Linked DNA regions of Homo sapiens: region 1 is linked to region 2. Evidence: chromatin loops called from intact Hi-C (ENCODE). Cell type or tissue: HCT116. All regions are shown on one strand. Links, peaks and the distances in the headings refer to the core of each region. The heading gives the core; the rest is flanking DNA.

Evidence for each region. Hi-C counts contacts between places; a loop is a spot of excess contacts. Peaks named below come from ENCODE experiments on the same cell type or tissue, not always from the same donor. Only the 100,000 strongest peaks of a DNase experiment are listed, where the experiment ranks them.
Region 1: it touches region 2 in a loop (2.2-fold over the local background); 5 of 110 quality-filtered maps call a loop at or near these places.

What each region holds. Positions count from the first base shown.
Region 1 is chr1:232,533,709-232,549,532 of GRCh38, forward strand. All of the region lies in intron 2 of SIPA1L2 (signal induced proliferation associated 1 like 2), which reads right to left. Among named protein-coding and RNA genes, the nearest start is that of SIPA1L2, 89 kb to the right of the region's middle. RefSeq lists an enhancer at 14,846-15,469. In HCT116, for the core only: no CTCF peak of the experiment used is centred there; a DNase peak (open chromatin) is centred at 4,713; H3K4me3 peaks cover 1,263 bases; H3K27ac peaks cover 1,307 bases.
Region 2 is chr1:232,603,303-232,619,529 of GRCh38, forward strand. All of the region lies in intron 1 of SIPA1L2 (signal induced proliferation associated 1 like 2), which reads right to left. Among named protein-coding and RNA genes, the nearest start is that of SIPA1L2, 19 kb to the right of the region's middle. In HCT116, for the core only: a CTCF peak has its summit at 8,735; a DNase peak (open chromatin) is centred at 10,639; H3K27ac peaks cover 553 bases.

The DNA.
Region 1 (15,824 bases), core at 379-8,378, 74 kb before region 2:
ACCCTTGATACACAACTTAGAGTGTTCCACAACTTCCATGTAAAGACAAGAACACTTTGCTCAGAGACTCCAAAGACACTTATCTAAAGCTGAACAACGAGTTAAGCAGCAGAGCAAGAATCCAGTAGCAAGTCTGTCTGGCTACCTCCAAAGGTATACTCTTGCCAACAGGGAATATATATTAAAAAATATTAGATGCAAGGCATCCAGGTTCATGAATTGAAAACGTAATACTTTTAAAATGTCAATGCTATGCAAAGCAAGCCACAGATTCAATGTAATCCCTATCAAAATCCCAATAAGGTTTTGTTGAAATAGAAAAAAAAACTATCCTAAAATTCATATGAAACCTCAAGGGACCCCAAATAGCCAAAACAATCTTGAAAAAAAAGAATAGAGCTGGAAGTCTCACATTTTCTGAATATAAAACTTATTACAAATCTACAGTAATCAAAACACTGTGGCATCAACATGAAGACAAACATAAAGACCAATGGAATAGAAGAGAGATCCCAGAAGTAAGCCCTCACATGTATTGTCAAATGATTTTCAGCAAGGGTGCCAAACCATTCAATGGGGAAAGGACAGTCTTTTCAACAAATGGTGCTGGGAAAACTGGCTATCTATATACAAAAGCATGATGTTGGACCTTCAGCTAACGGCATATACAAAAATTAACTAAAAATGGATCAAAGGCCTAAGCATAATTACTAAAACTATAAAACTCATAGAAGAAAACACTGGAAGAACGCTTCACCATATAGATTTGGCAATGATTGCTTGAATATGACACTAAAAGTACAGGCAACAACAACAAAAATTAATGAAGTGCCCTTCATCAACACTGAAAACTTTTGTGCATCAACGGACACTATCAACCAAACAAAGTGAAAAGGCAGCCCATGGAATGGGAGAACATATTTGTAAACCATGTATCTGATAAGCAGGAGTGTCAGCAGCACACTGTGTCCCACTGGCCCCAAATGCCTGCCTGAGGCTGGGATATCACCACCATGGCGGGGTCTTGCTGACTCTAGCAAGGGTGAGTCCTTTGGTGCTGGACCTCTGGGGAGACTCATCATTCCAGCATCTACATCCAGCCTCATGAATCCTCCCGTTAACACTGCTCCCCTGACACAGATCCCAGTTCTTCACAATTTCAAGCACTTCCCTCGCTATCTGAACAGTATATGAAAATAAATTATTTGCATGGAGTATCTGTTAGGCTTTGACAAATGGAATAAATCAGTTGTAACTGGTAGCTTTATACTCACAATCTAAAATGGCAATTTCTACTCATAAATGTAATACGCTATGACAGGACAGAATTACTTCCACTGACAACATCAGGTTTTGATCCTACAGTAATGTACAAGATACAATTCCCAATCACCAGACTCTAAGCTGTGTAAGTTCTGAGTCCACTAGTCCAAAGAAAGATAAAAGGGAATTTAATAAACGGCTGAAACATCAAGGAGCTAGGTTCCCAGTCTGCCAGAGAAAGTACGCGTATGCCTAAGAAACATCCACAACATATGTTTTTTTTTAAAGCTGTCATAATTTAAAGTCTCTCTAAACATCTACTGTTTAATCTAATTTTCCTTCATGAATGTCTGGCTTCAGCTCAAATTGAATCAACATTTCCATTATAAATCTCTATTTTCACATGTTCCTGGTTTGATTGTAAAATGTCTTTAGTCTGAAATATGACACAAACAGAAGCCGGAATTTTAATGTTCTTCATTGGCAAAATGGTTTCACTACAAAACCAAAATCGCAGTTTTCTCAAGCCAAATGTCTAGAAATTAAGCAAAAAGAAAAGTAAAATTCTCTAGAAAAGTTTTCAGTTACAAATGCTATCCCAGGTTCTAAAAGAATAATCTGCCAAGTCATTATTAATATTAATTGCTACACATCTAAAGAAATTACATTTAACTTGAATATGAATATATACCATGAGCCTATGTCCAAATGCAACTGAATGCCAGACATTCAGTTCACATCAAATGCACCGTGCCTCACAGTAAGGAATTCTGTACTCTATCATTGATGTCTTTTAACAAGTTACTTTGTGAGGTATGTATTATGAATGTTGAAAAGCAACAAAAAATTGGCATTAGTCATTTTTATTAGGCCTACTGATTTTTTACATATTAAAACAGAAATATAAGTGAGGCAGACTGCTCATAAAAGAGATTTAATGTTCCATCAAAGTTAGAAATGTTAGAGTCTCAAGTGACTTTCTCCTTAGGGATATGTTCTGTAGCTAAAACAGGTGAGAATTCTCTGAAACTTGGATTCCAGTGGTTGACAGAGCAAAGGGCACACACTGCCTGGGAAGGCATACTGAGGACCTGCCAAGGAATCTGGTGAGAAGAGATTTGGCTGCTAGGTCAGAGACAAGGAGACCAAGGAAGCACGACAGATCTGAGAGCGCAGGAGCTGGGAAAGGGCGAAAACAAGTCTATGTTATCTAAAAGTCAGGTTATCCCATTCCAGCTTGGGCCTGAGGCATCTCTCGCCTCTCTCCCGAAATCCTTCACTCTCTTTTGGCAATGCAGCCTCATCTCAGTAACCATGAAGCAGAATATTCTTACCAATGTCTGGTGTATGTAGATGGTTTTCACAGGCAAAACACCTTTAAGGAAAACTGGAGGGAATCTAACTTAAGGCCTGGGAATTCAGAGATGCTCAAAACTATATTCTAGCCGTAAGGGTCCCAACCAACCACTCTCCTGGCCTCTTGAATCATTGCTTATGAGGAACTACTTTCTTCTCACCCTGTTTCAGATGGTATGTGACACCAGTGATGCAAAGCCCAGGGACTGAGAGAAATCAGCCCACCAAATAAAGAAGCCTTTAGGCTGAAATGAAAGCCAGCCTACACCATCATTAAAAATCTGTCAACGGACTGGTGAAAAAGAGTTCTCCAAAAATGAAAAATAAAACAAACAAACAAAACGACAGAAGTTCTAAGTCTAATAAGCTCCTTCTTTTTCTCTTGTAACTGCAATATTGCTATGGATGATTTCACTATATAAGTAATAAATAAAAAGTTCTTCTGCCTAAAAAAAAATAAGACGACTGACAGGAGGAGTAGTTGAGGTGATAAAGAGTCAAAAACCAATTTCTCTTGTGTCCAAATATTTGGGATGTCTTATGGCTGAAGATGTTTTATCTCAAAGAATGTGCTTTAATTTGGAACTATTCTTTTCTATACCACATCATGTCGTAATTACATTATGGGCCAAGCACGGTGGCTCACGTCTATAATCTTAGCACTTTGGGAGGCCACAGCAGGTGGATCGCTGAAGCTCAGGAATTCGAGACCAGCCTAGGCAACATGGTGAAACCCTGTTTGTACAAGAAATAGAAAAATTAGCCAGGTGTGGTGGTTTGCATCTGTAGTCTCAGTTACTTGGGAGGCTGAGGTGGGAGGATCACCTGAGACCTGGGAGGTTGAGGCTACAGTGAACTGTGATTGTGCCACTGCACTCCAGCCTGGGTGACAACGTGAGACCCTGTCTCAAAAATAAATAAATAATAATAATTACATTATGTATTAATTTGGTGGGACCAAGCAATTTGTAAATACAGAATGTCCTACTTCTTGGAACAAGAAATTCTGATCAATAAAATTAAGAAATATTCCTATGTACATAAGTATGCAACTAAACCAATAGTATAACAGCAAAACATCAGAGTTGCTTAAGAAGAACAATAGTAGCAATACATCGCTTTATAGTGCCCACATTAAAAATATACTAAAATTCAAAAGATAAAAAAAAAATGAAGCAACAAGGAATACTTCACAAAATAGGAAAATGATAAATTTTCTTAATTTAAAAATCCCTGAAGCTTTGGTTTTGTGTCCGTCACCCTTGTTTAGCAGGAGCAATGGTGTAATAATGGCTAGTAGCACAGATGGGCTGTGGAGTCAGACGCCAAGGTCAGAACCACAGCTCTACTTACTAGACCATGTGTAGACATGCAAGTTAGCTAACCTTTGTGAGCCTCGATTCTCTCATCTGTAAAATGGAGAATTAATAGGACCTAACTCACAGGACTGCTGTGGGGATTAAATGAGCTGAGGCAGGTAAGGCTTAGAATAGTGCCTCCCATACGCAAATGTGTTCCACAGTTATTATTGTTCATTCATGATCCTTAAACTATCTACATATAACCTTTCTACCTCTAACTATGATATTTAAGCTTGTCCATTTTTCATTCACTGATTACAGACTTCCTAAATGACAAAAATAACCTAAGTGTAACCCTTTTTGTAATAAACATCATTTATTTAAGTTATCTGTGACAATCTCCCAGGCAAGTTCTTACCCCATCAGTGAGGAAATGCTAGGTTCAAATCCTCATTAACATTGGTTACACAGAAACAACAAAAAGTCTCAGTAATTTCAAAGGCAGCAGAATAAAGCTGAAATATCTCCATTTTGGCACAGGTGGGATCACGGTCAGGCCAGGATGGGGCCAGGATGGGGATCTTCTGCTGACACCTAGCTCAGCAGGCCATGGGGCTGTTGAGGGCATGCACCAGAATCACTCAGGCATGTCAGACAAGAGAAGAGGGGGTATGGGGCAGATGAGGAAGGTCTCCTAACCCTACAAACACCCACTTCTCTTCTCCAACACAGAGAACAGTAACTGGCCCTCAGCAGGGGTTATACCTCCAGAATGACTCAGAGGGAAAGAATGCCTGGTGCCTCCGCAATATCTGATCCTTTCAAAGCATCGTTCCACATGAAGGCACTCACTCTGTATGGCACCAGCTCCCTTTCCACAGAGTCCCCCAACACCACTTTCCATTAAAACCTTTTCACCACTGGCACTCAAATGGCCTATGTAAAATTACTGGTTTCAAATTATCCAAAGAGAAGTGGTACAGAGAATGCTGCCATCTCTATGCTAATTCCTACTTCATATAATCTTAAAGTCCCCCAGGCTTAGTGTTTTGTGACCCCCCCTCCCCCACTATACACACATGTGCTTGTATACACACATAACTGAGAAGAAAAACTTTCAATAATTTGATGATCACATGAAGGTACAATTTGAGTAGAGAGCTCAAAATTTCCCAACCATCAAGAATGTGACAGTGGGTGGGTGAGCTGACTCACCACTAATGACAAAGACAAAATTTGACCTCAGCATCTAAACCTGCAAGCGTATATAGAATATCATGTTCTTTTTTCTATTTTTGTTACCTATTCAGACAGCTGACGAATATTCCCAAGATGCAAGTTTTATCTACCTTATTTTCTACTCCTCTTAATCCTGTTTTGATTGCTGGGGGAAGTAGCAGTCACATGCTCTGTTTGTGGCAACACAGAATGAAAATCCTCTCCTCAGAGTCTCCTCGTCAAGCAAACAGCAAATCTGTTTATTCATCATCTTCGGTTCACAATCTCCAGCCTTCTACCAGGCTAACTACACAAACCGCTGCAGGTGAAGCAGCTCAACTCCTCTGTCTAACCTGATGCCAGTTGAAACCCTTGGGGTAGGGTCTTATCTAGGGCTTCTTGGTAACTAGTGGACACCTTAGGCAAGGCCTTGAGAGGTGCGAAACAATCTGAGTCCTTCCTACTACTTACAACTGCAAAAAGTCTAAGGGTCTGTCACTCAAAGGTCAAACGAGAACACTCAAAATCACTTAAACTTCATTTGGTCAAGAGAAATTAAGTAGTTTCCTAAAAGTCAAACAACCCTGAAAATGACCTGAACATCTTCAAGGACGGGAGAAGACATAATAAGAGATTTCCCCTTCTGCATCTTTGCCTTCAATTCTGCACTCCCCCGAGTAGATCTGGGCCCACTACCTCAGAAATTTGGTACAGAGCATCACCAGGCCAATATGCATGAAGACTGAGGTTTTAAAGGAGAGGATCTCACGCAGGTTGTACAAGAAGAGCAAACACAACTGACCTGGAGAGCAGCTCTTCTCTCATTCTGTGCTCTCCCCATTCCCCCAGGCCCACCCTCCAGAACCAGCTAGAGTTGGGATCCCAGCTGCACCCTGTGGCCAGCCTCTTTCTACCACGAGTCTGACGACAGCCCTCTTACTTCAGAGAGCCCCCCAGTGACCTGTCAATCTAGATCTGGCTCCTCTGAGCTTCATTCTACCAGTTTTCATTACGCATTTTTTCTTCTGTGTGGACTACAAGGTCAAAACAAAAATGAAAGGTCTGTGTCTAACTTGTTCCTGCAGTATGGAGAAAGCTGCATGGTGCCCAATGCGAATGCCTGTATAGCGTGTAAAATAGTGTCCAGCTCCCAGCAAGTTAAAACTTCAAATAAAGGCCGGGCACGGTGGCTCACACCTGTAATCCCAGCATTTTGGGAGGCCGAGGTGGGTGGATCATAAGAGGTCAGGAGTTCGAAACCAGCCTGGCCAACATGGTGAAACCTCATCTCTACTTAAAATACAAAATTTAGCCGGGCGTGGTGGTGGGCACCTGTAATCCCAGCTACTCGAGAGGCTGAGGCAGGAGAATCACTTGAACCCGGGAGGTGGACGTTGCAGTGGGCCGAGGTCACGCCACTGCACTCCAGCCTGGGAGACAAGAATGAAACTCCATCTCAAAACAACAGCAACAACAAAAAAACTTCAACTAGAAAGCACCAACACTGAAAGCAAGATGGCAATGAAGTGGCACCTTCAAACTGGAGTATTCATTTCACTGAGCCAGCCTCTGCCATGACAGCCTCTTTGCAAACCTTCATTGGTTTCGATTCTCCAACACCCGTTGCCTCCATTGCCCATCCCCTCTGAATGAGGGAAGGAATTCACAGTCTTCACAGTCAGAGGGCACTCAAGTGAGTCAGGAAAATAAGAGAGCAAAGGCCAACCAGGGGTATCTCTGGCAATTTCCATAAGTGTTAGAGGAGAGGACGGCAGAAAGATAGAATGGAAGGAAAGGGAGAAGGGCAAGCAACTGGGGAAAAAACAGAAACATGCAAGAAGAAAACTGAGCCTACGGAGAAAGAAATCAGGCAAATGCAAGAGAGAGAGAGAAAGGAAAGAATACGGATCTAGTTGGTGAAATACGGTGATAAAATTTAAAATTTGACCAGAATTATCACTATCATTATAAGCAATAGTCAATGCCTTCATCAGGCACCTTGCTATTAACTTACAGAACACTCACTGTGTGTTGTTTGTTATATCAAGTCTTTAGGAATATATCTATCATAATAAGGAAGAAGATCATGTCTTTTGCAGGGACATGGATGGAGCTGGAAGCCATTATCCTCAGCAAACTAACACAAGAACAGAAAACCAAACACCACATGTTCTCACTTATAAGTGGGAGCCAAACAATGAGAACACATGGACACAGGGAGAGGAACAACACACACTGGGGCCAATGAGAGGGGCAGGGGAAGGGAGAGTATCAGAATAAACGGCTAATGCACACCGGGCTTAAAACCTAGGTGATGGGTTGATAGGTGCAGCAAACCACTATGGCACACGTTTACCTATGTAACACACCTGCACATGTATCACATCACATAACATAACATTAACATAACATAACATAACATAACATAACATAACATAACATAACATAACATAACAGAATATATCTTCTGGGCTTGCCATTTATTAATAATTTATTATTTTCAACAAGAAAATAGCTCAGATAGTCTACTAGGTATATTTAACAAAACACCATTTGAAAATAAAGAAGACATAAAACCTTTAACAGTAGGTTCTACGGGTTTCCTGAACTCTAAGGCCCAAGTGCAAGTAAGGCTTTCTTTGATGAACCAGATAGATAATTTATTTTTCCCCAAAAACTCCAGGTTCACTGATGCTGAACAAGTCCTAAATTCTTTTCTTGTCAATATCTGCATCTCTTAGTTAAGACAGTAAGTCGATATTTTGGTTCTTGTACATTAAAAGTGTTTTAAACTTAGACTTCCCCATCAACTTTATCCGCTCATTTGATGCTTTTTACTGATATTTAACAAAAAGAAAGAAAGAATGAAAGAAGAACATATTAAGACCTTCAGAAGCCCAGTTTTCAGTACACCCTCTCAAATAAGCCCTCTCCAGGAGCATTCTTCACAAGAGTAGAGCACATTTCTACAATCTAGGTGGCAAGGACTGGCTTGATCCTACAGATTTAAAAAAAAAAAAAAAAAAAAGTAATTCATGAAGGGGAACTGGGGCAGGGAAAGAATGTTAAATCTTGGGCTGAGCCTTAAATCTCTCTCTCTCTCTCTCTCTGTATAGTTTTAAAAATACCTATCTAAACCCTTAACAGAAGACAAACAGTATTTTTATTCCTGTTTTTGTACAAGATTACATCTGATACATAAAAGTATCTCTGAATATTCAGCATTTGTAGTGAATGATGTAATGATTTAAAGTTATCAGTATGATACAGACAAATAGCACTGGACTGCTACCATCTACTTATGTAACCCTGGGAAAGTCGCTTCGCGATATATACTAATTTCTCTTCTGTCTGAAAAATGATCATTTTAAATAATTATTAATTTAGTTAATCCTCAATACAATTATTTCCAGGATACTCAACATAGAGATACTGAGGTGATGGGGCACAATCGCCTGCATCTATGCCATCTATGCCATGCTTAAAGATGTGGGCATTTCATCTATCAGAAATTACTCACTTCCAGTAGCTCAAATAAGATGCATTTACTGTATGCAAAGTGCACTCTCATAGACAGTGGGTATTTATCATAAAGTTCTAAAATGCATCTACTCTAGTCTTAAGACAGGGTACCAGAATAACCTTCATAAACATGTATCTGTTCATGTCCAGTCTTTCAAAACCTGCAAAAATCTTCACTTTCCCTCTGCCACAAAATAAAAAGCAAATTTCCCACCCTAGCAATCAGGGCCCTCCAAACCTGACCCCAAACAACTGTACTTCCCACTCTCCAAGACGCCAGGGGCTAAGTTAAAGGAACTGAGGCCAAACCCCACAGAGTGAAGGAAAAAGAAAATGCGCTTACCTCAGGCTGGCTATGCACTAGGCACTGGCAAGGTATTTGCAGTTACGCGATCTCATGTAATTCTGGTAGTCTGGGTCTTCCCACTTTGTCTCCAAGGCCCAGCTGAGCCCTGTGAGGAACTGCACATTCCTTTCGCTCATATATACTCCTCTCTGTGTGTCTGCAAATAGCCTAAGGCTATGAATGGAACATGCTTTGTTTGTACACACTGGTATTTGCACATGACAAAAATCAGGCTTTGCCACCTACTAATTCCCTCAGATTCAGAAAAACAGCTAAGTTTTCCAAGAATCCCCAAGAGCTATTTTAAGTAAATTTTATAAATTTGTGCGCCTTCATGAGGCTTAATCTGTACTAGAAGGGTCTCTCATTGTACAGTGTATCTAACACAACCAGTCACTGTCTTCCACAGGACAGCCTGTGACTATGCTGCTATGTAAATCGAATGAAGAGACGCACAGAGCAAAGCCTTGCTACTATCCTTACTGTACTTTCACCTAGGTCTATCTAACTAGTAATCGAAATGTATCATATACAAACATTAATTTGCATAATTTACCAAAACACTTTTTGTCATGATTCAAATGAATCAATACAGCTGGCCCTTGAACACGGGTTTGCACTGCATGGGTCCACTTATACACATATTTTTTTCAGTAAGTTACACTGCGTGTGCCTGCCTCTCCTGGCCCCTTCCACCTCCTCCACCTTTTCCACCTCTGTCACCCCTTTCTCTTCCTCTTCTGCCTACTCGATGTGAAGACCTTTCTTTATAGGATCCACTTCCACTGAATGAACAGTAAATACGTTTTTACATTTTCTTTTCTCTAGCTTACTGTAATGCAAGACTATAGTATCTAATGCATACAATGGGCCAGGTGCAGTGGCTCAAGCTGCCTATAATCTCAAGGCTTTGCGAGGCTGAGGAGGGAGGACAGCCTGAGGCCAGGAGTTGAAGCCCAGCCTAGGCAACACAGCAGGCCCTACCTTTACAAAAAGTTTTAAAAATTGGCCAGGAGTGGTGGCGCATACCTGCAGTCCTAGCTACTTGGGAGGCTGAGGTGAAAGGATCAGTGAGCCCAGGAGTTTGAGGCTACCGGGAGCTATGATTACACCACTGCACTCCAGACTGGGTGACAGAGCTCCACTCTATCTCAAAAACAAAACATATAAAATATAAAATGTTAATTGTTTATATTATTAAGGATGCTTCCAAACAACAGTAAGCCATTAGTAAATTTTGGAGGGAGGGGGTTGGTGCCCCTAACTCTCACATTGTTCAAGTCAACTGTACTTCAGAAAGACTGGAATTTCTAAAATTACGGTTAATATTTTCACAGCAAATGTTTTAAATATGGGCATAGGTATACACAAAAACATGTGCATGTATTTATGTACCCCCCAACAGAAACCTTCTTTTTTTTTTTTATCCTCTTATTCACGGAATAAGCATTGAAATGCATGGAATAAGCATGGAACTACTCCCACATTCTGAGACGTCTTGGGACATAGGCAATGTTTTACACGATTTAATGGCTATAATGACTTTCTAATACAAAAGTGCTAGCGGCCGGGCGCAATGGCTCATGCCTGTAATCCCAGAACTTTGGGAGACCAAGTCGGGTGGATCACAAGGTCAGGAGATGGAGACTATCCTGGCTAACATGGTGAAACCCACCTCTACTAAAAATACAAAAAATTAGCCAGGCGTGGTGGCAGGCGCCTGTAGTCCCAGCTACTTGGGAGGCTGAGGCAGGAGAATGGCGTGAACCCGGAAGGCACAGCTTGCAGTGAGCCGAGATTACGCCACTGCACTCCAGCCTGGGCGACAGAGCGAGACTCCTGTCTCAAAAAAAAAAAAGTGCTTGAATGCCAAGAATGATCTTTATCTCTCAAAAAGAGCATCTGCTCTAACATATTTGACAGAGGCTTGGTCAAAGTGATTAAGAAATGTGCTGGCAGAAGGGAAGAAAATAATACGAAGGTTGCTTGGAACATCCCTGCCCTGCAGCCACCTATTTTACTAGCAAATAAAAGATACCTAACGCACAACACAGCCAAGTCTTCTTGCACAAAAAGACAGATAAGCACCAGGTGCCTAAAACTTTATCATTGTTATATCACAATCAAAAAAGCTCCGAAAGCAGATCCCCTCTTCTCTAAAGCAGGGGGTCACTGTATATGGGCACAAAGACTACCACACTCTGAATCCAGCATATGAATTCTTTTTAAAGGCGTTAACAGGAATTATACACCTGTAAACGGGACAGGCCCAGTGACACAACTGTCTGCTCATTTTCATGCCTTTTCTTCCTGAGGAAAAAACCAGGCAAAGCGGTGGATGGTTACAGAAGTACCAGAGGAGCCAACCTCATACTAAAATAAGATATTTCAATTTGTAAGAATATTTTTTAAAATTAAAAAAATCTGATAGCAACTTTAATGCCTTAATTTTTACCAGACTACTCAGCAATGCCGTAAGCGTAAACTCTTCTACAAGGTTCCCTGTAGCATAGCACGGAAAAAGCACAGCCTTCACATGGACTTAAACCTGGCCACAAACAAGCTACACTTACTGACTATATGATTTCTAACTTTCTATTATACACATTACTTGTTTTTCATATCTGGCTTAAAACTTTGAATTCAAGCACTTGACTCATGTATCTATGAGGCTCCGTGTGGGCGCCTAAGTGCTCTAGAAGAACCATGGTTGGCTTGGTTTGTTTTTAATTATGAAAGTAATCTACTTACATTACAAAACTATAGGACTGAAGAATAAATATGTAATCACACGTAATACTACCACCCTTACAGAAGCTACAAGTTTTGTCTATTTCTTCTAACCTCTTGTTCTTGGGCTGTTTTTCCTACTAACAAGCTGAAAAATTCATAGCTTTTTACTCTGATAAACATAATTGTTTTTTAAAAATTCAAACAGTCTAGAGAAGGAAAACACTTTTCTCAACCATTATTAACCGTTTGATATACACAGCCTTCTAGTTTTCTAATTCGCATATAATTCTCTTAATGTTTGTAATTTAGCAGTAATAGAATTACATAATAGTATATATGCGATAATGTTCTATAATATTTTTCAATTAATGTATTAATAACTTTCCCTGTCAACAAATAAAAATCTATATTACTTCTTTAAATAAGTTATAGCTTCCTTTAAGAGTTAAACATATAGATGCAGATCTTATGCAGAATTGCTAAACAGAATGTAAATTATGTACAGACCAAGAAGTTTCTTTCTTCCCTTCTCTTTCTGGTGTCACTGACGTAGGCACAATCAGCAACCATGTTGTCATTACATTGTGTTAGGAATGTGCAGATCACAGAAAAGCATCATTTTAATCTTCTAGTACACCTGGAGTCCTGTCTAAATCTTCAGGCTAAAGAAAGCTAGAGTGATTTGGATAGATAAATTGTAATAGACTGAAGACAAGAAAAGTGCACTCTGCATTTCCTAGGCAGCCAGCCAGTTACACAGCATAACCGTACTTTTGCACGTAAAGACGTCCCTTCACCTTCTTCTCTTCTCTAGATAAAGGATTTTTCTACTAGCCTCCATAAGAGAGAGGAAAGAAAACCCTAAAAGGCCACCATGACGCCAAGACTTCACCTTTATTGACTTACCATTTTTCATCTACTTTCACAGAAGGGATTTATGGCCCACTCCTCTTTAGTAAGAGTCAATACACTTTACGAACCTCCCATTCTGTCTAGTAAAAGATTTAACAGGAAGACTGCCCAGCCGGGCAACCAATGGCACTAAATGATGGCATACAGGGTATCAGACAACATGGCACTTGACTCTGAGGAGATGCTTAGGGTGATCACAGACACGCTCTAACCTACTCTGCGTGGCAAACTGAACACAGTCCCAACAAAAACACACAAAGTAGTGCACTAATGAACACAGTTCATTCCGTCCATCGACTAAATGTCTAGGCTGTTTCAGGAACTGTGTAGGACAGTCGGCATTCTGGAATACAACAGCTCAGTTCCTAAAAACAAGTCTGGTAAAGGGAAGAGACATGCATTAAGACATGTTGACAGCGATATAGTGAAAGAGATAACCGCACAGCACTATGAAGGCATCAAGAAGAAAACAGCCACCTGTCAGGATGGGGCTGATCAGGACGGTTTCTCAGAAGAAACGAATACTCAGATCCTCAAATGAGGAGGAGGTCTGCCAGGTGGAGAGAAGAGGCAAAGGCATTCCAGGTAGAAGGAGCGGCTGGCAAAATTAAAGCATGACAGAGCACTGGGAAATTGTAGAATGTAAATTAGTACCTGCCTGACTATGCAAAAGAAATCTCTGAAAGGATACACAAGAAACTAGTAATACAAATGAACTGCTAATACTAGTAATACCATAAGGAAGTGGATGGTGGGCAGAGGGTGGGAGAAAACTTTTCACTGGCTATGCTTTAGACAGTATGAATATATCTCTCCAAATAAATAGAATTATAAATAAATAATACATAAAACTAACTCTTGCCCCCTACCCCATGACAAAACAAATCCAGCATTTTTTATGCAGAACACACAGCTGGGATAAGTAACAGACAGGAGACTGGTATATACGGGTCTTTCCCCAAATCATGTCTGAGTGACCCTGGGATATGGGAACGCAACCCTCACAAGATGAAATCATCCTTTCCGGGTAAGGTGGTCTCGGTGTAACAATCAGGGAAGCCCTAGGGGCAGAATCACAGGTTTCATTCTATTCAAGCAAATGGAGAATCACAGGGGCAGAATCACAGGTTTCATTCTATTCAAGCGTGTTTCCAGAGCCATCGTTTTCACAGTAATCAAAATGTGCCCTAATGATCACTGTGGCCCGGGGTGGGGGCTGGGTGGGGGCTGGGGGGGGCAGGGTGGGGCAGATAAGAGTGAGAAAAAGTAAAAAGTTTGAAAATTACCAATCTAGGGAAGAACACCAGCATTGCCATCATCCAAATCCTACGTTATTCAAAGACTTTCGGAGGCCTCTACAGTGTTTAACGAAAAAATTCCTATTGATAAGTGATTAGCCAACGTTATCTCACTTCCAAAGCCCTCTCATTTCCAAATCATATCTCATTTCCAAATCCCTCAAGCTTTAAGCAGTTTTCTTCAGAATAATAAACATCTGGTAAAGATCCCTAACCTGCAGAGTGTGGCTGACTGTGAATGCAGTGACAAAGGTGCAAGAGACTGTTCTCAGTGGCAGCTTCAACATCTGTGCTGTGCAAAGGTGGCCTCCTGATACACAACAGCACACACTGTGGCCTGACACACAACTGGCTGTCCCAAAATGTGATTCACAGTCTTCTCAAATGCTAATCCCAAGAACAAGTAGAAAGCCAATTTTCTGGAGAAATAATTACATAATCCACTTTTTACAGACAGGCTCTTCTACAGAGTAATTACTTGAGTAAAAGAAAAATAAACACTAGTATGATGACTACAGTAATCATGAACATGCTGGAGGCAGAGCCCAAATCTCCAAGGGTTCTAATGGATTCTATAAAGCACAGATTCGAGAACTGTATGGCTTTCTTCTGCAGCTCCCAAGATGCAGGCTTGGTATGATAAGCAAACACAGCTGAAGAGCCACCCTGACTCCCTAGGGGATATTCTCAGACTATAAACAACCTCATTCGCCACCTCCATTTGCTTCCAACCTCTGTACATACTTGTCTCAATTCATAATTAGTGTGAAACCCAGAGTATCTTTATTGTTTGGTATCTACCTTCCCACAATACTTAGACTCATGGAAGACAAAATATTTGTTTTACAACCTCAAACAATGGTAAGTTCAATATACTTTATTCATTTACTCTTTCAATAAATATGTACTAATAAATTCAATCAATATACTTCATTCATTTACTCTTTCAATAAATATATACTAACGCCCCTACCTGAAGGCAGATAACAAGCCCAGCACTGCAGGAGTAGTGAAAAGAGGGACACGGCAAGGCCTCCCACAGTCTTGGAGGTAGTGTAAACCCCACACTCCAACAGGAACGGAGCTCCCCTGAACAGAGGGGGCCCAGATCAACTGTGAGGACAGGACAGAACACATCACAGAAGGATGGCATGGATCCAGGCAGGGGACGCAGCCTACGCAAAGACATGAAGGGAGAGCGAGCAGGATCCGTGCAAGGACAAGGGAGGAAAGCAAGTGGCAGATGAGGTACAGAAGTGGAAAGGCCAAGGCCAGCTGTGCAGGGAGGAGCAGAAGCTTCTGGAAAGCCCAAGGGGCTGGTGTATAGCCAGAGGCTTGAATAACACTGAAAAAGGGGATTCTGCAAGAAATAACCTGGGAAACAGAAGGAGGAGGAGCTTCCCCTTACTGGTCAGGATTTGCACACCAAAAGGGACATGGAGCTTTCATGCTGGGTCTGTGCCACCAGCACCCTGTCCTCCACACAACCCAAGTGAGGCCTCCCCCAACCAGAGGTGACAGGAGCAGCCAGAAAAGTCCCCACTCCACTGCCCTCACTTCCAGCCTGCCTGGACGACCTCCCAGCACCCTCCTTTTAGCTGACACAGAACCTTCCTCCTTGACCAGCCACCTTTCTTCCTCTTAGGACTCGACAGCAGATGTTCCTAGCCTTACACTATCATCCTTTTCAACCTGCCTGTCACTCTTCCCAGTGGTTTTCTCTAATTAATCCCAAAGAGGAGATCTGAAAGCCAAATCCTCAAGGTTGTAGAAAAGGTATATAGAATTAAAGCTGACCACTTTAGAGTGTAAGCAGTTGGTAGAGAAGAAGCCAGGTAGTATAAGAAAACTCTCAAGAATTGTTAACATGTAAAA
Region 2 (16,227 bases), core at 5,165-13,164:
ATCTGGAGGTCTCCTTCCAGAGGCTGTGAAAGATGCCACTTAGGGAGGTGTGATCGATCATGCAAAGTGACAATAAGATCATGAGACCCCAGTGTTTAAAAGGCATTGAGAGGTGGAGAGGCCAGCAAGGGTAGAAGAAAAACGACCAGGGGAGGGAGGAGAACGAGGCGCAGAGGTAAACGTTTGAACAGCAGGGTGTCACTCAGGGTCAAGAGGAGCGGAAAGCAACAGAGGATGCGGCCTGAGGACAAGCCGTAGGATTGGCAATACCAGGACCCACAGAGCCGGGAGGGAAGGCCAGATGACGAAAGCCATGGGTGGAAGACAAGACTGGGGCAGCACCAGCAGGGTTCAGAGGTGTGGGAGAGCTGGGGGATGGTTAGGATCACAGCAGCGAGGTCATGGAAACCCACCTCTCCTTCCAGGCCCTGCCATCCACTGATGCAGGTGACCATTAGATCCACATGGGGCACTCAGGCCCTGCTCTAACACCAGCCACATCATTATACCCCAAGTCTTTACTGAGACCATTTCTTCTAGGCCCCAATAGAAACTATCAGAAAAGTTCAAGTTACCTATTTTTGACGACTAAGTAAAAGGGTACCCAGCAGAAAGAGACCTTCTGAAATACAGAAGTGAAGCGAGCAGGGAATTTCACAGAAGTGGACATCATATTTACTAAATCCACAATCAGACTATGCTTTTTAAGACCTGCTGAATGGCATTTTTCAAACAAATCAACCTGATTCCACCACAGGGATTAATTACATCAAGCAGAAGGATACAACGCATCCACAGACTCTTGCTTATCAGTTTAAGAATCTTCAAAAGATTCCAGCACGTGGTAAAGCATAAGGGAACTTCCCCTGTGAGAATCTACACCAACTCCCTTCAAATCAACTTTGTTTTGACTCACTATCACTAATGAGAAGAATATTCATCATTGAATACAATTTTTGTATTTTGACTTTAAAAACCTCTTCGTTCACTAAAATTCACTCCACTTTTATAGTCTGTTGTATTCATTTCCTTTCCAGCCGCCTCCTCTCACTCTGCTCCAGTGTAGGCAGACAAGTTATTTAACACATACCAGATGTTCAATAACGCAGAAAAGTAACTATAGTTTACTGTGCACCTACTATGTGCCAGGCACTTGACAAAGCACTTTCACAAGCATTATCAGAATCTCACAACAATCTTTCACAATAGATACTCTAATCCCCATTTCAAGATGTGAGAATCAAGGCTCAACTTGCCCAAGGTGGTGTATCTGTTTGGGTTTTGTTTTGGTTTGGTTTGGTTTTTTTGAGACAGAGTGATGTGGCTTGGATCTGTGTCCCCACCCAAATCTCATGTTGAATTGTAATCACCAATGTTGGAGGTGAGGCCTGGTGGGAGAGACTGGATCATGGGGGTAGTTTCTAATGGTTTAGCACCAGCCTCCTAGTACTATCTCATGATGGAGTTCTCAGGAGATGTTTGTTTAAATGTGTGTGGCACATAACCCCTCTCCTCTCTTCCTCCTGTGTGGGCCATATAAGACCTGTCTGTTTCCACTTCATCTTCCGCCATGATTATAAGTTTCCTGAGGCCTCCCCAGAAGCCAAGGAGATGGCCAGCATCATGCTTCCCGTGCAGCCTGCAGAACCGTGAGCCAATTAAACCTCTTTTCCTTATAAATTACCCAGTCTCAGGTATTTCTTTATAGCAATGCAAGAACTGACTTAATATACAGGGTCTTGCTCTGTCTCCCTGGCTGGAGTGCAGTGGCTCAATCATGGCTCACTGCAGTCTTGACCTCCTGGGCTCAAGTGATTCTCCCACCTCAGTCTCCTGAGTAGCTAGGACTATAGGCATACATCACCACACCCAGCTAATTTTTGTATCTTTTTGTACAGACGGGGTTTCTCCATGTTGCCCAGTCTGGTGTCAAACTCCTGGGCTCAAATGATCCACCTTCCTTGGCCTCCCAAAGTGCCAGGAGTATTACATGTGTGAGCCACTGTGCCCAGCCACCCAAGGTAGTACAGACTTCAGGTTCAAACCATGGAATATCACAGTGAACAAACCATGGTAGGTGTTCAAAAGACACTGAATAGAAGTTACTCCCAGCTGGGTGTGGTGGCTCACGCCTGTAATTCCAGAACTTTGGGAGGCCGAAACGGATGGATCACCTGCGGTCAGGAATTCAACACAAGCCTGGCCAACACGGTGAAACTCTGTCTCTACTAAAAATACAAAATTAGCCGGGCATGGTGGCGGGTGCCTGTAATCCCAGCTACTTGGGAGGTTGAGGCAGGAGAATCGCTTGAACCTGGGAGGCGGAGGTTGCAGTGAGCCAAGATCGCGCCACTGCACTCCAGCCTGGGCGACAGAGCGAGATTCTGTCTTAAAAACAAAACAAAACAAAACAAAACAAAAAACAAAAAAATAAGGTACTCCAAGCCTCACATTCATTCCACTAAAATTATACTGGCTTGTGAAATACAATTTTTACATTAAGATAAAAATAAAAAATACAGGATTTCTGATTCTCCAACAATATGATAGGACTTCTTACACACATCACACATACGTGCACTGCCTGTGCCACAGTCAGACACAGTTGCTGCTTTCTGATCCATCAGACAATGCTGTAGCACACACAGCACATTCTAACCACATATTCATATCAGTGTCTCAGACACATGATGCTACTGAGTTCAAGAAATTTCAAGTACATTAACAACAAATATATATTATAGGCATCTTTTGTAACAGCAAGAGAAAGGACCTCATAATCTATTAATACTTTTCATCTACTATCATTACAATTTGATAGATACTAAAAATTGACTTCAGAGTTGCTATTCAAACATAATTCTTAAAACATGCTTTCATAAGTCATGTAGACTAATTCACAAAGAGACAATTAGCCTTTGACACTGCACTTAATTTAATAAGCCATTTCAGAATTTTAATAGAAGCATTAACAGGCGTGAAAGAGGAATGAACTTTTTTTTGAGACCTCATAACTTACAAATTAGCTAATTTTTATTTTTAACATAAATGTCAAAAAGCATAGTACCAAAGGGCCGGCAATTATACTGCTAAAAAGACATAGAAGTTATCTGGGTCAAGGTATCTCTGCTTTCAGAAATAAGCCGAGAGCTTTAACGGTATTTTTAAAGTAAATGCCAAAATCTCTAACTTAATGTTTAGTAGCAATGCGGAAAAATATTCTCATTGTCAAGGAGAGGTACTTGTGATAATTAAATAAAATAATGTAGGTATATAAAGCAAGTCATTCTGGGCCTTACCAATGAATTATATTATTCATTTATTATATATACTATATAATTTATAATATATTATTAATACTAAAAAAGATCCTGAAACTAATTTCAATGCCTTTAAATTATACATATATATGTATTTCTTCCTATGTAATAAGTTTAAATGAAAGAAAGTTGTCAGAAGGTTAAAAAATATAATGCTTAAACTGACATATAAGACCAGCAAATAATTTTCAAAGCATACGTGAAACTAAACTTAGATGTTAGGGGCTTTTACAATAAAGAACATGTACCAAAAACATATCTATTACATCTATATCTAATAAACATTTGCTAATTACTTGTCTTGAAAATTTCTGTTAAGTAGAGTCTAGTAAATATTTGCTAATTACTTGCCTTGAAAACTTCTGTTAAATACAATTAAAAGAAAATAAATCCAAACTATATTGAATCAGGAAACTGTTTTGAGACAGACTAATTATTTTTTAAAGATTACATATAATTCAGTCATTCAAATATTTTAACAGCATGTTTTTTCCTATTATAAAATTAATATGTTCATTTTAGAAAAGCTGGAAAACAAATGCAAAAAGAAAATGATAATTACACATAACACAACCACAAGTAATAACCATTGTAAATTTTTTAATGTATCCCTGTTCCATTAATGCATATGCATATTTAATATACTGCTTACCAAGAAAATGTTTTCATTTAATATTATGTGAACATTTTCCCATGTCATTAAATAGCCTTATAAAACAAGATATTTAATTGATTTAAATTACTTGATCATATGCAGTATCATAATTGAATATCTTACTATCAAATTTTTTCCAATTTTTAATGTAATAACAAATATTACATTGGGTATCCTTATACATAAATCTTTTAGACCACTTGTGATTATTTCGTGGGGTAAATTGCCCATCCCAAATCCCCATAAAATTAACTTTCTATGTTATGAAAAGTTGCACAGAGCTTAACCAAGAAGACAAGGAACGCCATGCTTGGAGCACTCAGCATTAACGAAAACTGTCCCCACTTCTCCTCGTATTTATTAATCTTTCCGCCAGTGCCATGGAAGAGAAGGGCTGCTTTGTTCAAAGTCTTCAGGCACACAGGTAGGGTTACATGGTGATGTTCCCATCTGCACTTATTTCCCATATTTCACCTCTTTTTTAAAAAAAAAAAAACGCCGGGCACAGTATCTCATGCCTGTAATCCCAGCACTTTGGGAGGCAGAGGCAGGCGGATCACCTTAGGTCAGGAGTTTGAAACCAGCCTGACCAACACGGAGAAACCCTGTTTCTACTAAAAATACAAAATTAGCTGGGCGGGGTAGCGCATGCCTGTAATCCCAGCTACTCGGGAGGCTGAGGCAGGAAAATCACTCGAACTGGGGAGGCGGAGGTTGCGGTGAGCCGAGATCGCACTCCAGCCTGGGCAACAAGAGCGAAACTCCATCTCAAAAAAAAAAAAAAAAAAAAAACGAGTCTTACTCTGTCACCCAGGTTGGAGTGCAGTGGCGCAATCTCAGCTCACCACAACTTCCACCTCCAGACTTAAGCGACTCTCATGCCTCAGCCTCCTGAGTAGCTGGAAATACAGGCATACATCACCACACCCCACTAATTTTTTTGTATTTTTAGTAGAGACAGGGTTTCACCATGGTGGTCAGGCTGGTCTCGAACTCCTGACTTCAAGTGATCTGCCCGCCTCAACCTCCCAAAGTACTGGGATCACAGGCATGAGCCACTGCACCCAACCCCATATTTCACCTCTTGAGAGGAATGGGCAGATAATCTTTTAGGGATAGCTTCTCACAAGGGTTCAAATATCCAGTGAGGGACTGCTGCAGAGGAAAGACCACCTGCAAATGCAGTAACAACTCTCAAATAATAGAAAACAAATTAATGGGTTGGAATCAAGAGGTTGGTGCCCTCTTTTCAATGCTGTCTCTTCCTCTACCCTCTGAGTACAAGCTCAGACATTAACATGGTCCTCCTCTCTCATTAAAATAAAAAATTATTTTAGCATTTTGGTGTTGCCAAGTTACTCGAGTTACTAAAGATGTTTCTCTGCGTGCTGCACACCCATATCTCTGCATATATTACAAACACGAGGAGATCCATGCACAGTAGAAGACTGATAAGCACTCCAACTAAGGTAGAGGCACATGGGCGAGAAATACACCACAGAGGAAACCACATACAGTGGCCAAGCAAGTGCCAGGCAGGTTCACCTACCTGGGACTGTAAGATTCCATTACTCCATCTTCAACTCACAGCCCCAAAATAAATCTTCCAAAGGGTTCACAATCTAGCTACTTACTCACAATAGGCCGGTCTTCTTAAAGTCAAACACGTATCTAATATTAACCGACATCCCCTCCTTTAGAAAAGAATTAGCTGTGAAAAAAGAAAAAAAAAAAGTAACCTCTTTTCTAATAGTTTGTTTTCCACAATTTAATTTTGTCTCTCTAAAAGGTAATTTGGGATAATCACCCACATCGAACTAGCCATAAACCAGTTTGGATGTTGTTGAACTTGTATGGTGAGTCACATGACTAATTAAGATCATTAGGATGGTGTTAAAACAGTGATGTTTTATAGTTAGTTGTCAACTTTAATACAAAAGTATACAAAATCCAGAATCCGTTTTGTTCATCAAATTAACTATTACTTAATAAAATAAACGGTTGGACCTAATCACCAATGACAGATCAAAGATAAATTTTGAAATTTATCATTTGCTTACTTTCTGGGTAAAAGTTTAAAATGAATATGCTGAAATTGCTTCACAATTTCTTCTTCCATTTCCATCAACATACTTCTCTGTGAAAGGGTGTCTCTATTATGCATATTATTAAAACAAAACAGAGAAACCATTGAGATACACATTATCCCCTAAAATAGTGTTATCAATCCAAACCTGAGTAGATAAATTATCAAGCAAGAACGAAGCAAGCGGCTGGGCATAGTGGCTCACACCTGTAATCTCAGCATTTTGGGAGGCCGAGCTGGGCAGATCACAGGGTCAGGAGTTTGAGACCAGCCTGGCCAACATAGTGAAACCCTGTCTCTACTAAAAATACAAAAAATTAGCTGGGTGTGGTGGTGGGTGCCTGTAATCCCAGCTACCTGGGAGGCTGAGGCAGGAGAATCACTTGTACCTGGGAGGCGGAGCTTGCAGTGAGCCAAGATCGCACCACTGCACTCCAGCCCAGGCGACAGTGCGAGACTCCATCTCAAAAAAAAAAAAAAAAGAAAAAGAAAAAAGAAAAAAAAGGAAGCAAACTCAGTTATCAAATTAAAATCTTAAAATAATGATATGCATGATGTCTGTTCAAAATCTGTTATTAGCATTTAAAATGGAGACCCGATCTCTCACTTGTAACTTTAGTTATAATTGCAGAACAAAGTTATGAGAGTAACTGTGACTCACTTTATTCATCTCTGATATGCACATTTTCATGGAACAAATGTAATTCTTTAACAATGTTTTTCTTTTTTCCTATGTTTATTGTGATTATATTTAAAGAAATGGAAGTTTACGTCTGTTAAATCTAACAATAAAAATTGAGGTTTTAAAATGTTGTACTGTATATCTCTTCATGTTTTTTTAATAATGAATATTATTTATATTCTCAGAAGTACCAATCTGTGAGGGATTGGAAATTAAGGACACTTGAGTTCCTTCAGTTCTCTGCCACAGAGAAGGGCTGTGCTAGGTGATGTGGATGGGAACAAGTCACTGGTTGAGACCTGGACTCACTTGGAGAAACTGCCTCTGCTGATGGAAGGCCATGGTGAGGGCCCCACCAGCACTGGGCTGGACGCCAGGTTTCCAGGGCTAAAGCAAGACACAAAAACTCGGTGCTATGGAAGATGTAAAGAGGGAAATGTGCCTTACTTATTTATGTAGTGTCTAAAAATAAAATACATACAAAATTCTAAGAGATCTTGATAAACAGCAAAATATTTGTATGTTCGTCAGTTTGTCTCCAAGTCTTAAAAACTAGTAATCAGGCAAACAAGCAACCCCCTCCACATACACACATCAGCAATGACGAACTCAGGCACCTGGGCCTGACACTAGGCCGCCAGAAGAGCTCAGAGTTCAGCCTTTCTCAGTGTGGAGTGGCACCGTGTCATCTGTTCCCAAGTTGGAACTCATCAGAGGCCAGCACAGGCCTGACAGCAAGTGAAGGAGAATAAGGGTAATTAAATGGGGAGGAACACCTTAGTTCAGGTAGGGCTTTAACTCACATTTCTAAAATGAGCTTAAAAAAAGTAAAATAAAAACTCTATTTATACTAACAATAGGCCTGAAACCCAGAGGGCTACCAACGCTCTCTGACTGATATGGTTTGGCTCTGTGTCTCCATCCAAATCTCCTCTTGAATTGTACTCCCATAATTCCCAGGTGTTGTGGGAGGGACCCAGTGGGAGATAGTTTGAATCATGGGGCGGCTTCCCCCATCCTGTTCTTGTGGTAGTGAGTAAGTCTCACAAGATCTGATGGTTTTATCAGGGGTTCCGCTTTTGCATCTTCCTCATTTTCTCCTGCCTCTGCCATGTAAGAACTGCCTTTTGCCTCCCGCCATGATTCTGAGGCCTCCCCAGCCATGTGGAACTCCAGTTAAACCATTTTTTCTTCCCAGTCTCAAATATATCTTTATCAGCAGCGTGAAAATGGATTAATACAGTAAATTGGTACCAGTAGAGTGGGGCGTTGCTGAAAAGACACCTGAAAATGTGGGAGCGACTTTGCTGACTGTTACTTTAGTAGGTAACAGGCAGAAGTTGGAACAGTTTGGAGGGCTCAGAAGAGAGAAAAATGTGGGAAAGTTTGGAACTTGCCTGAGACTCGTTGAATGGCTTTGACCAAAAGCCTGATAGTGATATGAACAATAAGGTCCAGGCTGAAGCGATCTCAAAGGAAGATGAGGAACTTGGGAACTGGAGCAAAGGTGACTCCTGTTATGTTTCAGCAAAGAGACTAGTGGCATTTTACCCTTGCCCTAGAGATTTGTGGAACTTTGAACTTCAGACAGAGAATTTAGGGTATCCGGCAGAAGAAATTTCTAAGCAGCAAAGCATTCAAGAGGTGACTTAGGTGCTGTTAACGGCATTCAGTTTTATAAGGAAAGCAGATCATAAAAGTTCAAAAAATTTGCAGCCGGACAATGTGACAGAAAAGAAATCCTATTTTCTGAGGAGAAATCCAAGCCACCTGAAGAAATGTGCATAAATAATGAGGAGCCAACTGTTATCCCCAAGACAATGGGGAAAATGTCTCCAGGGCATATCAGAGGCCTTCCCAGCAGCCCCTCCCATCACAGGCCCAGAAACCTAGGAGAAAATGGTTTCATGGGCCAGGCCCAGGGTTCCTGTGCCGTGTGCAGCTTACAGACTTGGTGCCCTGTGTCCCTGTCACTCCAGCCGTGACTGAAAGGGGTCAGCGTTGAGCTGGGGCCCTGGCTTCGGAGGGGACAAGCCTCAAGCCTTGGCAGCTTCCACATGGTGTCGAGCTCACGAGTGCACAGAAGTCAAGAACTGAGGTTTGGGAACCTCAGCCTAGATTTCGCAGGATGTATGCAAATACCTGGATAACCAGGCAGAAGTTTGCTGTAGGGGCAGGCACTCATGGAGAAACTCTGCTAGGGCAGTGTAAAAGGGAAATGTGTGGTGGAGTCCCCACACAGAGTCCCTACTGGGGCACTGCCTAGTGGAGCTGTGAGAAGAGGGCCACTGTCCTCCAGACCCCAGAATGGTAGATCCACCAACAGCTTGCACCGTTCGCCTGGAAAAGCTGCAGACACTCAATGCCAGCCCATGAAAGCAGCTGGGAGGGAGGCTGTACCCTGCAAAGCCACAGAGGTGGAGCTGCCCAAGACCATGGGAACCCACCTCTTGCATCAGCATGACCTGGATGTGAGACCTGGAGTCAAAGGAGATCATTTTGGAGTTTTAACATTTGACTGCCCCGCTGAATTTCAGACTTGCATGGGCCCTGTAACCCCTTTGTTTTGGTCAGTTTCTCCCATTTGGAAGAGCTGTATTTACTCATACCTATATCCCCATTGTATCTAAGAAGTAATTGGCTTGCTTTTGATTTCACAGGCTCATAGGTGGAAGGAACTTGTATTGTCTCAGATGAGACTTTGGACTGTTAACTTTTGGGTTACTGCTGAAATGAGTAGACATTGGGGGACTGTTGGGAAGGCATGATTGGTTTTGAAACGTCAGGACATGAGATTTGGAGAGGCCAGAGGTGCAATGATATGGTTTAGTTCTGTGTCCTCACCCAAATCTTATCTTGAATTGTACTCCCATAATTCCTACACGTTGTGGGAGGGAGGGACCTGGTGGAAGATAGTTTGAATCATGGGGGCAGTTTCCCCCATACTGTTCTCGTGGTACTGAATAAGTCTCACGAGATCTGATGGTTTTCATCAAGTGTTTCCGCTTTTACATCTTCCTCATTTTCCCTTGCTGCTGCCATGTAAGAAATGCCTTTCACCTCCTGCCATGATTCTGAGGCCTCCGCAGCCATGTGAAACTGTAAGTCCAATTAAACCTCTTTTTCTTGCCAGTCTCGGGTATGTCTTTTATCAGCAGCACGAAAACAGACTAATACACTGACCTTCAGCTTATTCGTCACCTCTTCATTTTGAGTAGGTGGAAAAGTGAGCAGTACTTTTTCAATGGACTTCACAATGTCTCTACCCAGAAAGATGTAACTTAAAATATTAGTGTTTTCACAAGACCCTTTATACTGACTTTTTAGAAGGCATCCTGGTGGTAAAGCTGTACAAAGGCCCAGGCAAGAAGGAAAACACAAAGTTACAGGTGGTCTTTAGCAAACCACCCACTTTTATTATGGAGTCAAGGGAACCTTCTCCAGGTGTTAACAGCATTCTATACATTCTCTGAAGGTATCCAACACGGAACTGTCTTCCAGCAATTCTGGAAGTTACTAGGAATCTAAACACTTAGAAGAATAGAGCAAGGATTAAAAGCTGTGAACAAAATACAGATACCACCATAAAGACAAGATTAGAAGGATCCAGTTTTTAGAAGCTTCCAATTAAGTTAAAATTCAAGAACAAAATTTATGTGTGTGCGTGTGTGTGTATAATGCCAAAAATGTTGTAATGTAGGTCAAATTAGTTCATCTCAATTTAGGGAGCACAGAATATGACCTTTCAGGTGCTATGTGCTTTCTAACCCACAGAACACACCCAGTATCTGAGCAACAGGAAGCTAGGATGGGTTTGAACACAAAAATGTAAGAATCGCCCACAGGATTTGAAGCAGAGTCCAGCAAGTCTTTATTCCGAGTCCAACAATAACAGAACACTTAGCAGGAGGGCATTGTGCAGAAACCACTTATCTGAGGATTATTAGTATATTTGCAATTTCTTTGGCATCTCCTCCCACTCTTCCCACAAAGACATGAACTCTGAGAAACCTTCACCCTCCTGTAGAAGGCTTCCCTTTTTCCTCCAAAATCCCCAACCAACAGACTACACTAACTTACTGTCATGAAAAGCATAGGCTCACACTCCACACAGGGATTGCCAGATACTTCGTGTAACAGCGTAAGAAGAGAAAGATAAAGGGTTTTGGCTGATGGAATAACTCATTATTCCATCAGCCAAGGCCTGTGTAAATGTTTACCCATTAATGGAAAGTCAAAGCACACACATCTTAGAGGCATGTTAATGTAGGATTTCATCAGGCACCATAAATCAGCAGGCCAGTTTTCCTCACACACAAGTTTCGTACTTCAGTTCAGATAGAGTAGAAACACCATCCTCAGAATTTATATACATTTGATCTAACTGATTAAGTTCCACACTGCTCTTTTGTTCACTATAAACAAAAAGATGTAAAAAGAATTCCCAAACTGCCACAGCATGAATTGAAAACATACCATCTGCAGCTGCTTAGCCGCAGCTACTGCCCCCAAATCAAATGAAAGGCTCAAGAAATGCTCAGCTGTGTTCTTATTGCTCGGGAGGTTCCCGGAATCCTTCCATGATTAAGTTATTGGCAAAAATTAGCAATATATGCATAGCCCATCTATAATACACCTCGAGCAGACAGCAGCATTCAAAAGGAAAGGAATGCAACTTTCGAATTATCAAAATGCCATGATGCTCCTGTTAAAAACCATTTAGCCTTTCCATCTTACAAAAATTTGAAATGTCATTTATTTTAACCAAGAGTTTTCTGCCTCTTTTTCTAATTTGATAGTGGAAAGTGACAAATGCATCCTTATCACTAAGTTTTCATTCTTTTGCATGTCTTCATTCAAGAACATGAACACTCCAATCTCTAGGAGAAAATTCCAGTCCAAAGCTGGATATAATCCCTTAACTTAGAGCAAACAAGTGTAAGCCTCTACTCTCAAAACATTCTGAGAGGAATAAGCTCATGTTCATAGTACACTGTGGATGTTATGAGGTGACCCTCTGGAAAGAATATTTATGTCTGGTATCATCAGAATTACTGCTACACATCCTTGGAAACCACAAGATAACTCTAGAGACACAAAACTCAAGAGCCCAAGAATGGTGGCCACACTCCATCTCCTGCCCCTGACACCATGGTGCACTGACCACAGCACTTGCTGCCCTTGAGCTTGGACACAGGCTCGGAATCTACTCCACACGGTCTCCAAAGTGGCCACTAAAATCGATCAGAATCGTCACTTCAAGAGTTTTTCAAGGTGCTAGCCAGCAGTCTGCTGAAGGTCCTTTCAGGCTAAAGCAGCACAACGTGAGCTCATTAGAGAAGGAGAAAATCACACACACAACTGCTTCCTTACTATTTGCCCCGACCCCATCCCAGCTCCTCAGAGTATGAGATGGCCCCTGGACTCCAGTGGAACTTCCTCTGAATCACAGGAAAGCCAGAGGGCCCTGCAGTCATTCGAAAGGTTTTTGCTCCCAAGAAACCCTCTGGCTCCTGAATAAGTGATTACCATTATTCCATTCATCAAGTGTCTCTTAAGCCTTCTATTATGAGTCTGAATTTTAAACAGGGACTAGGTCTTTTATTACATCCCCTGATCCATGTCTCCAGTAACATTTCTTTCGAAGTTATAGAATCTGTCAACAATCTAATTATTAGACTTTACCCTCCCTTCCTCCACCCAGAACTAAACTACTTCCAATGAGGGGGGGCAGGGAGGACTCTATCTTGAGAAATATTATTAGAAAATCTACTGTATTTCCAGAATAAGAGCACCACAAGGGCAACACCCTGTCTGCCTTACTCACCACCATAACCTGAGTCCCTAGAACTGTGTCTGGTAAAAAAAGAACATGTAATAAATAGCTGACGAATGAATACATCTGAGCACCAGCTATACGATAGGCAGCTTTTCTCGATAAATCCTCTCCATAATACTATGACACAGACTGAATTTTTTGCACTTACAGGTTCAGAAATGGGGACTTTTAGAGAGGAAGCCGCTGACTGACATACAGGCCCCATAGCCATGGAGATGGCCCCTCAGTCTTAGCCCATGTCTGATCTATCCAAAATGTGTTCTGCATCTTGGGAGTACAGTATAGCAAAAAGAGCTCAAGATCACAAGGACTTTTATCCTACAGTAGAGAGGAATACTAACTAGGGAAGCCCCCAACACAAGAGTTCTAACATCCAGCATCACACAAAGCATCATAAAACCCGCTGGGCAAAGCAGAACCAAACAATTGGCAATGCTAATTCCACAAGACTAGAACAGAAGCCCAGGGATAACCAGCTACACGACATTCCCTAGCATCCCCTGAAATTAGGTCAGGTCATAGTAAGAGCTCCAGAAGAATGAGAGTGGAAGGGATGGAGGAGACCCTTCTGGGCCAGCCCTTTAGGTGATGCACACCTGGGTGCCCCTTCCACCTCAACAAGCCTCAGCGCAGACCACTCAGGGCAATGCAGTGAGGCTGGGCCCTATGGTGGCAGACACAGATGGAAGGAACCTGAATCCACACGTGTCAGGTGGAGGAGAGCAGCCTACCTGTCCGGACTTTGGGCTGTCACCCTAGAAAGAAATCAGCTTTTCCACTGCCAGAGCATTTTGTAGTGTCTCTTAGAGCAGGCAGAGCTACCTTAACCAATACAGCCCTAAGGAAAAGTCTTCCCACCTTGATGGCACATTCCACATGCAAAACCACCATTAACCCGGTACAGCTGATGAAAACGTTTTAGTACTTTCATTTATGTTTGGAGAGGTTTAGCAACTCAGAACTTCAGTAGTAGAAGAAATAGAAAAGCGGGTGGTTAACTAAGTCTAGAATTTTATTTTTAGGTCAACTAGGTTTTCATTTTGCCAGCCAGTTCTCTTCAGCATAAGTGATTGAAAATCTGTATTTTTTCAGGGCTAATTGATTAGTCTCCTTCACATATTATCATAAAACTGAACTCAGGAAATTTTTTTAGTTTTAATAATTGTTGCATTTGAAATAATTGGAAATAATTTGAATTAATTAGAAATAATTCCTCAGTTTTGCAAAGATAAACAGATTTATTTCCATTCACCTAAAATTTTCTAAGTATCAGATACAAATAAACCAGTAATATGTCAGGATCCATCTCTTCAGAAGCAAAGTTGCTCAGCTCAATGCTGTGAGCTGGCCTGAGCCAGGCCCGCAGCAAGTGTCAGCCAACTAACAAAAGAAGCACCTCATCTCCAGAATGAATGGGTGGGATGTAAGATGAGACCCAGTGGGGAAACTGCCAAATCAGATAGGAAAATCACACCCCTGTAAGGAAAAGGGAAGTTGAGATGTGACTGAAGATAAATACATAAATATCTGACAGAAATTGCTCCTAAAATCATCTGACAAATGGATATGACCTCTGAAAAGGTCATGTGATCAAGATGAAGGCAAAGAAAACCCAGTGTGGTCATATAAAGTATACAACAAAGTAAAAATAAATAAATTATGCTGAATTTTGAAAGCAGCTTTATACACAAGAGTGCATACTGCATGATTCCATTTACATCACATGCAAGAACATGCAAAACTTATCAATGGCCCTAAAAAAAAAAGGAACAAAGGTTGCCTCAGATAAAGGTGGGAAACAAAAAGAGTAAGTTGACCGGGCAGGGACATCAGAGAACTTTCAGAAGTGGGAGAAACATTTCACATCCTAATAGAAGTATGGGCCATATGGGTGTATGCATTTATCAAAACTCCCAGAATGATACACTTAAGATTTGTGCATTTCACTCTATACCTTTTACTTCAAAAAATGTAAAACTTTTTAACTCGTTTACAATATACATGCCGAAGTGTTTAGTGATAAAAGTGTAAAAAGTGTGCAACTTACTCTGAAATGCATCCAAAAAATAAAATGGATTGATGGATGGGTAGAAGACGGAGAGACATCTATAAAGCAAATAAAGCCAGACCTAACAACTGTGGGATCCAGGAGGTGGGTACAGAGGTGTCCACTACACCACACAATATTTTCAGCTTTTCTGTAAGATTGCAAATTTGCATGATAAAACGTTGGGGGAAAGTATATGGTGATTACACTGAGATTTACTGGTTTAAATAAATCTCAGAAGTTTAAAGCAGAACGCAAATCTTACCCAGCACTTACTGTTAGTTCATGAGACATAAGATAGGAAGTGGACTGAAGGAAGGGAGCATCAGCAGCAAACGAACAACACCCCAGAGACCTGGGGGCGGAAGGGATGCTCAGGCGAGGCGAGCTCTTTTTGTCCACAGACATCCTTCCTAATGTCGCCTCAGTTTAAAACTCTTGTGGCTGGGCGCGGTGGCTCACACCTGTAATCCCAGCACTTTAGGAGGCCAAGGCGGGTGGATCACAAGGTCAGGAGTTCGAGACCAGCCTGACCAAGATGGTGAAACCCCGTCTCTACTAAAAATACAAAAATTAGCTGGGCATGGTGGCGTGCGCCTATAATCCCAGCTAATCAGGAGGCTGAGGCAGGAGAATCGCTTCAACCCAAGAGTCGGAGGTTGCAGTGAGCCAAGATTGCACCAGTGCACTCCAGCCTGAGGGACAGAGTGAGACTCCATCTCAAAAAAAAAAAAAAAAACTCTTGTTACTCCGCATAATTTTAAAATAAATCACTTCAGTGTATCAATTATCAAGTTATATATTCCTAAGTATAAAGTCTCAAAACAAAACACATGACCTTGAGTTGCAAATATAATACTATGTGTATATTCTGTCAACTAACTGAAATGAATTCAGTAATTTTATACCAAAACGTCATTTATATCTCTGTATATCCAAAGTAATTTTTCCTTTAGTTTTATGACACAGTCTATAACCTTCAGTAAATTACAGTGAGGAAAAAAAACATAATGACCATCTTACGTGATAGACAAAGTAATTATCACCACTTTGAAAATACTGTCCGTCACTTCTCCTTAATGTTGCTTTTGTTAATAAAATGCATCTCTGGAGTTGCAAAACCTAAACCAGGCAAAAAGATGAGTTTGTATTTAAGCAGATCATTTTAATAGAGATAGTACTGTGATCAAAGGAACAACTGAGAGTGTTCTGTATGTATCTTCTGGTCTTGGAGAGGGCCTACAGTTTCCCTGCACACAAGAGGCCCTCAACAAAAACTCAAATCCTAACCATTTTCCAAAGCTTAACTCAAGTTCTATCTTCCTTGAATGTTTTCCTAACCATGCAAACCCACCTTATTCTCAGCTAACCACACAGTCTTTCATCTGAAAGAAGCTGTAGCGCCCATCTATCATATGGTCTCATTTACACAGGAATCTTTTTCTAATACACCTGACACATAGCCATCAACTCTGCCCAAGTTAGTTAGTTCATCACCTAAGAAGGCAGTGCATTCATCACCTAATAAGGTAGCCCATGCTACTACACAATAGCTCTAGTGATTAAATCATGCCCTCTGATAGTTCTGAATCAGTAAC